Linked DNA regions of Homo sapiens: region 1 is linked to region 2. The links are chromatin loops, found by intact Hi-C in ENCODE. Cell type or tissue: PC-9. All regions are shown on one strand.

Region 1 (5,000 bases), 830 kb after region 2:
TGACAAAACATGATGTTAAATAACAAATGAAAAAATACTATGAAAAGTGGAGAGACAGATTGCAGAATAAAGGAAAGTGCCTTATATTTTGGTATCTTTAATAGCACCTTTTTCTGTTTTTTTTTTTTTTTTTGAGACAGAGTCTCGCTCTGTCACCGAGGAGGCTGGAGAGTGCAGTGGCACGATCTCAGCTCACTGCAACCTCCGTCTCCTGGGTTCAAGTAATTCTTCTGCCTCAGCCTCCTGAGTAGCTGGGACTACAGGCGCCCGCTACCACACCCAGCTAATTTTTGTATTTTTAGTAGAGATGGGGTTTCACCATATTGGTCAGGCTGTCTCGAACTCCTGACCTCATAACCTGCCTGCCTCAGCCTCCCAAAGTGCTGGGATTACAGGCATGAGCCACCGCACCCGGCCTTCTACGTCTTTGAAAAAGGGACCTCACACTTTCATTTTACACTGAGCCCTGCAAGTTATTTATGTAGCTAGTCCTGTCTATAGGTGGGGTTTTTTGTTGTTTTTTTGAGACAGAGTTTCACTCTGTCCCCCAGGCTGGAGTGCAGTGGTGCAATCTCGGCTCACTGAAACCTCCCCCTCCCAGGTTCAAGCGATTCTCGTCAGCCTCCCAAGTAGCTGGGACTACAGACACCTGCCACCACACCTGGCTAATTTTGTATTTTTAGTAGAGATGGGGTTTCACCATGTTGGCCAGGCTTGTCTTGAACTCCTGACCTCAGGTGATCCACCCACCTCTGAAGGGATGGGTTGCCCCTCCACACCTGTGAGTGTTTCTCTTAAGGTGGAATGAGAGACTTGGAAAAGAAAAAGACACAGAGACAAAGTATAGAGAAAGAAATAAGGGGACCCAGGGAACCAGCGTTCAGCATATGGAGGATCCGCGCCGTCTCTGAGTTCCCTTAGTATTTATTGATCATTCGTGGGTGTTTCTCTGAGAGGGGGATGTGTCATGGTCACAAGACAATAGTGGGGAGAGGGTCAGCAGACAAACACGTGAACAAAGGTCTTTGCATCATAGACAAGGTAAAGAATCAAGTGCTGTGCTTTTAGATATGCATACACATAAACATCTCAATGCTTTACAAAGCAGTATTGCTGCCTGCATGTCCCACCTCCAGCCCTAAGGCGTTTTCTTCCTATCTCAGTAGATGGAACGTACAATCGGGTTTTATACCGAGACATTCCATTGCCCAGGGACGGGCAGGAGACAGATGCCTTCCTCTTGTCTCAACTGCAAGAGGAATGCCTTCCTCTTATACTAATCCTCCTCAGCACAGACCCTTTACGGGTGTCGGGCTGGGGGACGGTCAGGTCTTTCCCTTCCCATGAGGCCATATTTCAGACTATCACATGGGGAGAAACCTTGGACAATACCTGGCTTTCCTAGGCAGAGGTCCCTGCGGCCTTCCGCAGTTTTTGTGTCCCTGGGTACTTGAGATTAGGGAGTGGTGATGACTCTTAAGGAGCATGCTGCCTTCAAGCATTTGTTTAACAAAGCACATCTTGCACAACCCTTAATCCATTTAACCCTGAGTTTGACACAGCACCTGTTTCAGAGAGCACGGGGTTGGGGGTAAGGTCATAGATTAACAGAATCTCAAGGCAGAAGAATTTTTCTTAGTACAGAACAAAATGGAGTCTCCTATGTCTACTTCTTTCTACACAGACACAGTAACAATCTGATCTCTCTTGCTTTTCCCCACATTTCCCCCTTTTCTTTTCGACAAAACCGCCATCGTCATCATGGCCCGTTCTCGATGGTCGCTGTCTCTTCGGAGCTGTTGGGTACACCTGCAGACTAACAACAGACAAAACAGGCACACAAGGATTAATATGAGATTTATAATCATAGTACTTCCGATGGTCTTAACCCAAGTGACAGGGTTAAGATTTGCGAGGCCATCAGCAACTCCTGCAATTGCCTCAGTTCCTGGCATCAAATTTAAATGGGCTTTTGATGCTTCGAAAATTTGTTATTTTAATTTGGAAATGTCTAAAGTGAGATTATCTTCTCTTCCCTGTAGATGGCGTCTAACCATGTCCCAGTGATGCTCAGACTCATTATAAATTTGGGGTGTAATACAAAAATCTGACGTATTCCAGTCACACTGTAACTGGAAACAATGTTCTAAGCTCATGAGTCTGTCTCCCATCCAAATGACAGTTTGTCTAAGATCATTAATTTGATTTGCCAATTTTTGATCAATACTAGATTGTGAATTCCACAATCTTGTAGAATTCTTTTGCCAATCATTAACAAAGTTTACCGACTGAACAGAAGAGTGCAATGCAACTCCTGCCACAGCAGCCGTAGCTGTGACTGCAATTAATCCCATAATCACTGCAATTAAGGTAAAAATGAATCTTTTGGATCTATTTAAAATGCCTTTTAATACTTCAGTCAAAATATGGATGGATGGCGAGGCCTCCCACGGTCAGTCCACGGACACAGAGATCCACACGCCCTCTCTTGCTCTCACCAGCAGAATACGGTGCCGCCAATTAAAAGTTGAATCAATGCAAGTAAACAATCTACAATTTTCACAGGTTATAGTTTGGGAGTCTGGTTTAATAACTATATTTCCTACAACTAGCATATAAGAGGGCTTTACGCAACTTTGTAAAGGAACCGTTAGACTGGAATTTAGGTCGATAGTATAAAATGGCTTACGATCTCTTGTTTCTAAAGTTTGATTTCCAGACCAAATTCTAATGTGGTGTCAGGCCAAAGCCTCCATAATTCTGGATGTTCAGGACCAGAAACAGGACTTATTATTTCTGGTCTTGGGGTAGAGATTCCTTTTTCTCCCCATTCCCAAGGGTAGAAAGACTGTAATTTTTTATGCTTATGTTTGTCTAGACTTTCTGTTAAGTCGCTATCAACAGCTGGACTCACTTGTGCACTTGGACACGACTGAGTTTGTCCTGAGCAATTGTGGTAGAATTGACCTCGAGGTGCCCAATCTATAATAGTTCCGAATTCATTGTTTTGTAATATCACCGCACTATTGGCCACACATTCTTCCCAAACTAAAACTTCTGTATTTTTTGATTCTTTGGGAATTTCCTTGGGGCAAGGTTTCCCTTTAGGTCTAAATTTTAATGATCTTTGATAAGAAAAGTCTTGTAAATAATTTACCCGTGGCCTGAGTGACATCCCGCTTACCATGTGATAAGTGAATCTACTGTTAGGACTGACAGTAGGTACTTCTACCAACCAATTTTGGACTGCAGGCATTAAACATCCTGGTGCTCTCCCTAGGCAAATAGGAGGATAACGATACACAATGGAAATATTTATCATCATCCCTTCTTCCTCAGGTTTGGCAGGGCAGCGATCATCTGTGGGGCCAGGTACCCATACACTATCATTAACATATACTTCTATAGGATTATCCATCCATGTGACTGGGGTTACCATCTCTGTGGAGGCCCTTTTCTTTGCATCTCCGATGGGTTCATTGTAGAACTTCAAATGTCTAGTGGGTATCCAAACAGGAAGCTGATTTTCTCCTGGTGAAACACAAGCAAAACCTCTCCCCCACGTTATCACCTTCCCTATTTCCCATGTCTTATTTTTATTATCTTTCCACCAAATTAGTTTTCCTTCATGTGGGCTGTGCTTTTTACCAGTAAGATGTTGTTTTGCAGAAGTAGTAGTCTGATTTCTATAAATGTTTAAAAAATTTAAAGTATAGAGTGCTAGATTAAGTTGCATCTGAGGAGTGGTACACTCCTTACTGTCTCCCCCTTCTTTTTGTTTAACTAATTGAGTTTTGAGTGTTCTATTAGTTCTTTCAACTATGGCCTGTCCTTGGGAATTATAAGGAATTCCTGTTGTATGTGAAATTTTCCACTGACTTAAGAATTTTTGGAAAGCTTTACTACAATATCCTGGTCCATTGTCAGTTTTGATTTTTTCTGGAACTCCCATTACAGCAAAACAAGATAATAAATGTTTTTTAACATGGGAAGTACTTTCTCCTGTTTGGCAAGTTGCCCATATGAAATGTGAATAAGTATCAACTGTTACATGAACATATGATAATCTTCCAAATGAAGGAACATGCGTGCCATCCATTTGCCATAACGCATTAGGACACAGACCTCTGGGATTAACTCCTGCCTCTTGAGTGGACAGGTGTAAGACTTGACACTGGGTGCAATGTTGTACAATATCTTTTGCCTGTTTCCATGTGACATCAAATTTGTTTTTTAATCCTGCTGCATTTACATGAGTCAAAGCAAGAAGTTCTTGTGCTTTTATGAATGCAGATGATACCAGTAAGTCAGCTTGTTCATTTGCTTTAGTCAAAGGCCCTGGTAAATTAGTGTGTGCTCGAATATGAGTAATATAAAATGGGAAATTTCTTTTTCTTACAGTTTGTTGTAATAAATTGAATAGCTGGTTTAAATGATCGTCCGTGCTATATTTAATTAGAGCTGTCTCAACATCCCTTGTAGCCTGTACTACATATGCAGAATCTGATATAATATTGATAGGTTGGTCAAAATCTTGTAACACTGTAATGACTGCAACCAACTCTGCTCTTTGAGCTGATTGATACGGAGTTTTGATTACTCGTTCTTTCGGCCCTGTGTAAGCCGCTTTTCCATTGCTGGAACCATCAGTAAATACTGTTAGAGCATTTTCTAAAGGTTCACGTCTGGTAATTTTAGGTAGAATCCAAGTAGTCAATTTTAAGAACTGGAAGATTTTTGTTTTTGGGTAATGATTATCAATAATTCCCAGAAAATTAGCAAGACCAATCTGCCATGCACCAGAACTGATAAAGGCTTGTCTAACTTGTTGCTTGTTGAAAGGAACAGTGATTTTATCTGGGTCATTTCCACACAATGTTATTATTCGTAATCTTCCCTGACCAATTAATGTAGCCATTTGATCCAAGTACAATGTAAAAGTCTTAATTGTACTATGAGGAAGGAAGGACCAATCCACAAGATCTGTGTTTTGAACAATG
Region 2 (5,000 bases):
GATAACGAGTTAGCGAGTTTTAAAAGATGTCCCCAATGAACCATGCCTTCTGGCATTCATAATCTTGTGTAGTCCCCTCCCACAATAAATCTGTGCTTCCCTGTGACTTCCATGAACAATAGTACATGTTAGGAGTGACATGGTGACACTTCTGGACCTAGATTTTAAGAGGGGTGGCAGCCTCTGCCTCCCTTTGCTTGGTTTTGGGAACTCTAACTGGCCACATAAGAAGTCTTCTTCCTGCTGGGTGCAGTGGCTCACGCCTGTAATCCCAACAATTAGGGAGGCCGAGGTGGGAGGATCACCTGAGGTCAGGAGTTCGAGACCAGCCTGGCCAACATAGTGAAACCCTGTCTCTACTAAAAATACAAAAATTAGCCAGGCATGGTGGCGCATGCCTGTAATTCCAGCTACTCAGGAGGCTGAGGCAGGAGAATCACTTGAGCCCTGGAGGTGGAGGTTGCAGTGAGCCGAGATCATGTCATTGCACTCCAGTGTGGGCAACACAGCAAGACGCCATCCCAGAAAGAAAAAAAAGAAAAAAGAAAAAAAGTATTCTTCTCTGGTCTGGCTATCACAAAGAGACGTCATTAAGATGTCATTATAGAGAAATCCTGAGACTACATGGAGAAGGAGGGAGGTTCAGCCCTCCCAATATCTCACACAGGCCTCCAGATTATAACAGCAGCCTGCAGATGAGGAAATAGTCATCGTCTGACTGCAACCACATGAGAAACCGCAAGCAAGAGCAACAGAATAATACCCAGCTGAACACAGTAAACCCATGGAAACATGGGAGATAACAAAATGATTGCTATATTAAGCCACAAGTTTTGGAGTGAAACCTACTCCTATGAAGCAAGGTCCATTCAGCCATAAACACTCAGCACCTATAAGGGTAAATGTCCTGTTTAGGTGACTGCTGTCTGGGAAAGGCCCCCAGCCATAGCAGGTATAAGAATCCAGAAAAGGTTGTAGCAACTCTATGTCCAGAGGACAACATAAAGGACCTGGACAGCCTGGCAAAGTGAGGAGAATATGGCTAAAAGGAGACAGTGGAAAGGCACTGGAAGAAAATGGGATTTTCTTTATTAAAACAAAACCTCAACCCTCCAGGCTTTTCTTATTTCTGGAAAAACAATTGGCCCAGTAGTTCTTCCACTCTCCTTGGAAGTCCTTGCTTTCCTCTTGAGATTCTCACATTTCAGATATTGCTGCCACCATCTCGCTAGCCTCAGGAGGGATGGTGTGCCCTTTCTTTGCTCTACATAAAGAACAAACAAAATCTCTTCCATGTTTCTCTTAGCACAGTTTAGGGAGGCTAGAACTTTAAAAGAGACCTTATTAAATACCAAGGTAAAGAAAAAGCAGCAAATATAGCAAAAGACAAAAATGATCTATTATTCAATGACTAAGATATCCAATGATATCTACTCCAGTTCCAAAGGACTGGCCAACTTCAAAGGCACCTTTCCTAGGTCCCTCACTCTTGACTTACCCCACTTATTCATTCAACAAACACTGACTGAAGCTTACTGTATATCAGACACAGCTAAGCATTATAGATTGGTAAGTAAAAGACAACATTTCTAGGAAAAAGGAACTTACAGTGTAGTGGGTGATAGTTTAATGAACAAAGAATATCCAGGAGGAACGAAAATCTCAGTTGGGGTTGGGACATTGGTGTAAAATTAAGCGAGTTTCCTTGAAGGAGTAATTGCATTCTAGAAAATGAATAAGAGTTATCCAACCTAATTTGTAAAATAGGTTTACAGAGTGTAGGAATCACAAATCCAAATACAAGGAGATGAGAAATGTAGTAGCCAAGATATAATAGACAGTTCAATGTAACTAGAAAATAATGCATGAGAGGGCCAGAGAGAAGAGATGACATTAAAGAGCTAGTCTGTGGTCTGAGGTGCCATGATTAATACTTTAGATTTTTATCCAGAAGGCTACTGGGAACTAGTCATCATAGATGATTGACATAAGAACTGCATTTTGAGAAATACTTCAGAGTCATTATAGAAAAGTTTGGAGAGAGACAAGGCCTCCACCTAAAGTATAAATTTTCTATCCTGAATATCATGATACATTTTTAATCAAGACAAAGGCAGACAGATTCAAATTCTAAGCCCACCTTGGGTGGACCCTCTGAATTTTTGTCTTTTTTGTAACAAATGTAGATTCTCCAGTAGATTCACAATAAGAATAATCCCACCTTGGCCAGGCGTGATGGCTCACGCCTGTAATCCCAACACTTTGGGAGGCCAAGGCAGGCAGATCACGAGATCAGGAGTTTGAGACCAGTCTGGCCAACACGGTGAAACCCTGTCTCTACTAAAAATACAAAAAATTAGCCGGGTGTGGGGATGTGCACTGTAGTCCCAGCTATTCGGGAGGCTGAGGCAGGAGAATCGTGTGAACCCGGGAGGCAGAGGTCGCAGTAAGCCAAGATTGCACCATTGCACTCCAGCCTGGGTGACAGAGTGAGACTCCATCTCAAAAAAAAAAAAAAGAAAAAAAAGAATGATGAATGATCACGCCTTTCGGGTAAGGCCGTACTCAAAGGTGTTTGTACTTCTCCTTCAGCCCCTTAGCACAGAACAATTTTAACACAGTACAATAATCACATTTCTCCATATTTTGTCTGTCAGATAAACCAAAGACAATCATTACTATATTTATAATTATCCCATGGGTCACCACGCAGCTCAGTTCTATTTATTATATGGCTACATGCAACAAGGAAACGAGGGAACAGGGAAAGCAACTCATAGCATTAGATGTGGAATGCCACAATGACTCATCTATCCAAGAGTTTGTAAAATTCTTCATAGGTTATGAAATGTTTTCTTCATAAATCTTTAATGTTTAGTTGCTTCTCAGTGCTGTTGACGCAGGCATTAACCATGAGAAAATGGACACACCTGGTCAGGCAAATCAAAACCTGGACAAACAAATTGCTTATTCTCTTCCTTCTAGTCCAACCTCTGGCCACTAACTATACTTCAGAGAACTTGAACCATCAATTAGTCTTGCTAAGCTGGTCTATGCAATGTCCCATCCATACAAACACAAGTCCTTCACAGGACCAGCACTGCTGGTCCAATGTTCTAGGAGCAGAAGTGAAAATGAAAACCAGATTCTTGAATTATTTTCCCAGGATTGTTTCAATGGAGTGTCTAATTTCCTGATAACAATCTAAAGAAGTCAGTGACACGTAGGGAGCAGATGAGGATCATCAGGGCACACCCAAAAAGGGTTCTGCTGTATTTTCAAGGAACTTAACTCCATATTAACCAGGACCTATTTGCAAACAATATCACTAGCTTACTTAATTGAAATAAAATGCTGAATATAATTTTAGTTGGAAACATCCATGTCACTGAAAGAAATGGGAGTAAAATGGTCTTATTTTGGAGATGTTTTCTTTCTTAGGACATCTGTCATTTCATGAACGGTTCATCTTCAGGCTCCTCCTTGCCTTAAGTGAGATTAACAGACACTCTGAATCATGTTTATTTATTTATTTTTTTCTTGTGGGAAGAACAAAATGGGGGCAAGGAACATAATTGGAATTTGTAAAATTTAAATATTTATACCCTGAAGAGAATTAAGCCAATTTGATATGGTAATGTTCTAAATGAAATGCTAATAAGCAAAAGACTATGTAATCTCACCCTGTCCTATGACAATCGTTTGACAAAATTCAAAGTCAGCTCTGTAGTTTAATGCTGATGAAGGACCAAACATTCAAGGGCAATTTTCCTGTGGTGGATGCTTAATATGAGACTGTACAAAAAGGACCCTGGTGAAAGCAAATACTTTATAACGGTTGAATTATGGCTGCATTGACTAATTGCAGTCCTGCTCCCTAAAAACCTGTGCAGGTGTGCAGAACCAAGATGAGGCATTGTTTGTAAGAAGAGAGAAGTCGCTGTGGGGAATCAGGCTGCAGAGGGCTCATTGACTTCAGTGCCAGCCTCAAGATTTGTGAGGTTAGGAGACTAGAGTAAAATATGAGGCTCCCTGACAGCAAAGCTGTTTAAAACTGACCTTGCTCACCTTGGAGGATAACCAAGGAACTGATTGTTCCACTGCACTCTATAACTGCCAACCATGAGGAAAAACAACATCAGGTCGGCTCAGGCAGTCTCCACCAGGGAGAGCTATGTTCAAAGCCTTGCGAGATTCCAGAAAATTTACCCATTCGTCAGATGTTGTTACCCTCTCAGCACTTCCTTCATTGAGTACCACAGTGTTTACATAAACTTGCTGAGGTTTTTTTTTTTTTTTTGGATAAACCTACCATACTGATAGCCATCCATTTTGAGACAAAGCCTTCCCTTTAGCAAACCAGCTTAGAGAGAGGGTGAGTGTAGCCAATCACGGTTCCCTAACTGACAATGTTGTTCTGTCCACAGTGTGGCCTAGACTAAGACAGAACATTAAGAAGAGAGAGATGATTTTTTTTGTCTCTGACAAATGGAGAGATGAAAGAAAAGAAAGTATCCTATTTTCATCCCAAGGATAGTGAGACAAAATCTCTTTTCTGAGAGAGCCCAGAAATGTCATATAAAGTATAAATTTAAGAGCTAGACTGAACCTTGGAGGTATAATGGACCTTGTCTTTTATAATTCTTTCACTATAAATATAAGGAAAGCTGGGGTTCAGAAAGTATTAATTTTGCTATGTTCACACACCTCACTGAAGAAGATTCCAGCCTTAATCAGCTCTCCTAACCTCTAGTCCAGTTCTCTTTGTGCTACATTGCCACATTGCCAATTCAAAATGAAATTATGTGCAAGACATTTATATGAACCTGAGTGAGTCATTTTAATCAAGTCAAGATCCCTTTAGATGAATTTTGTGGGCCATTATTCACTCTACTGATTTTTGGATTAGAAAAATAATAATGATTGAATTGTATTTAAAGCTCTCAGGAATCCAAAACAATGTACTTGAAAGACATATTCCTGCATGGATAATTCATGAT

Evidence for each region. Peaks named below come from ENCODE experiments on the same cell type or tissue, not always from the same donor. Only the 100,000 strongest peaks of a DNase experiment are listed, where the experiment ranks them.
Region 1: a loop joins it to region 2, with 11 times the contacts of the local background. A loop is called at or near these places in 13 of 110 quality-filtered maps.

Annotation. Positions count from the first base shown.
Region 1 is chr3:101,696,769-101,701,768 of GRCh38, reverse strand. LOC124906262 (endogenous retrovirus group K member 5 Gag polyprotein) reads right to left here. Exons shown (of 3, transcript XM_047449415.1): 3 at 1-5,000. Among named protein-coding and RNA genes, the nearest start is that of RPL24, 13 kb to the right of the region's middle. RefSeq lists enhancers at 1-750, 1,511-2,270. In PC-9, a CTCF peak has its summit at 1,984; no DNase peak of the experiment used is centred here.
Region 2 is chr3:102,528,824-102,533,823 of GRCh38, reverse strand. No RefSeq gene overlaps it. Among named protein-coding and RNA genes, the nearest start is that of ZPLD1, 96 kb to the right of the region's middle. In PC-9, no CTCF peak of the experiment used is centred here; DNase peaks (open chromatin) are centred at 2,833 and 3,213; H3K27ac peaks cover 1,627 bases.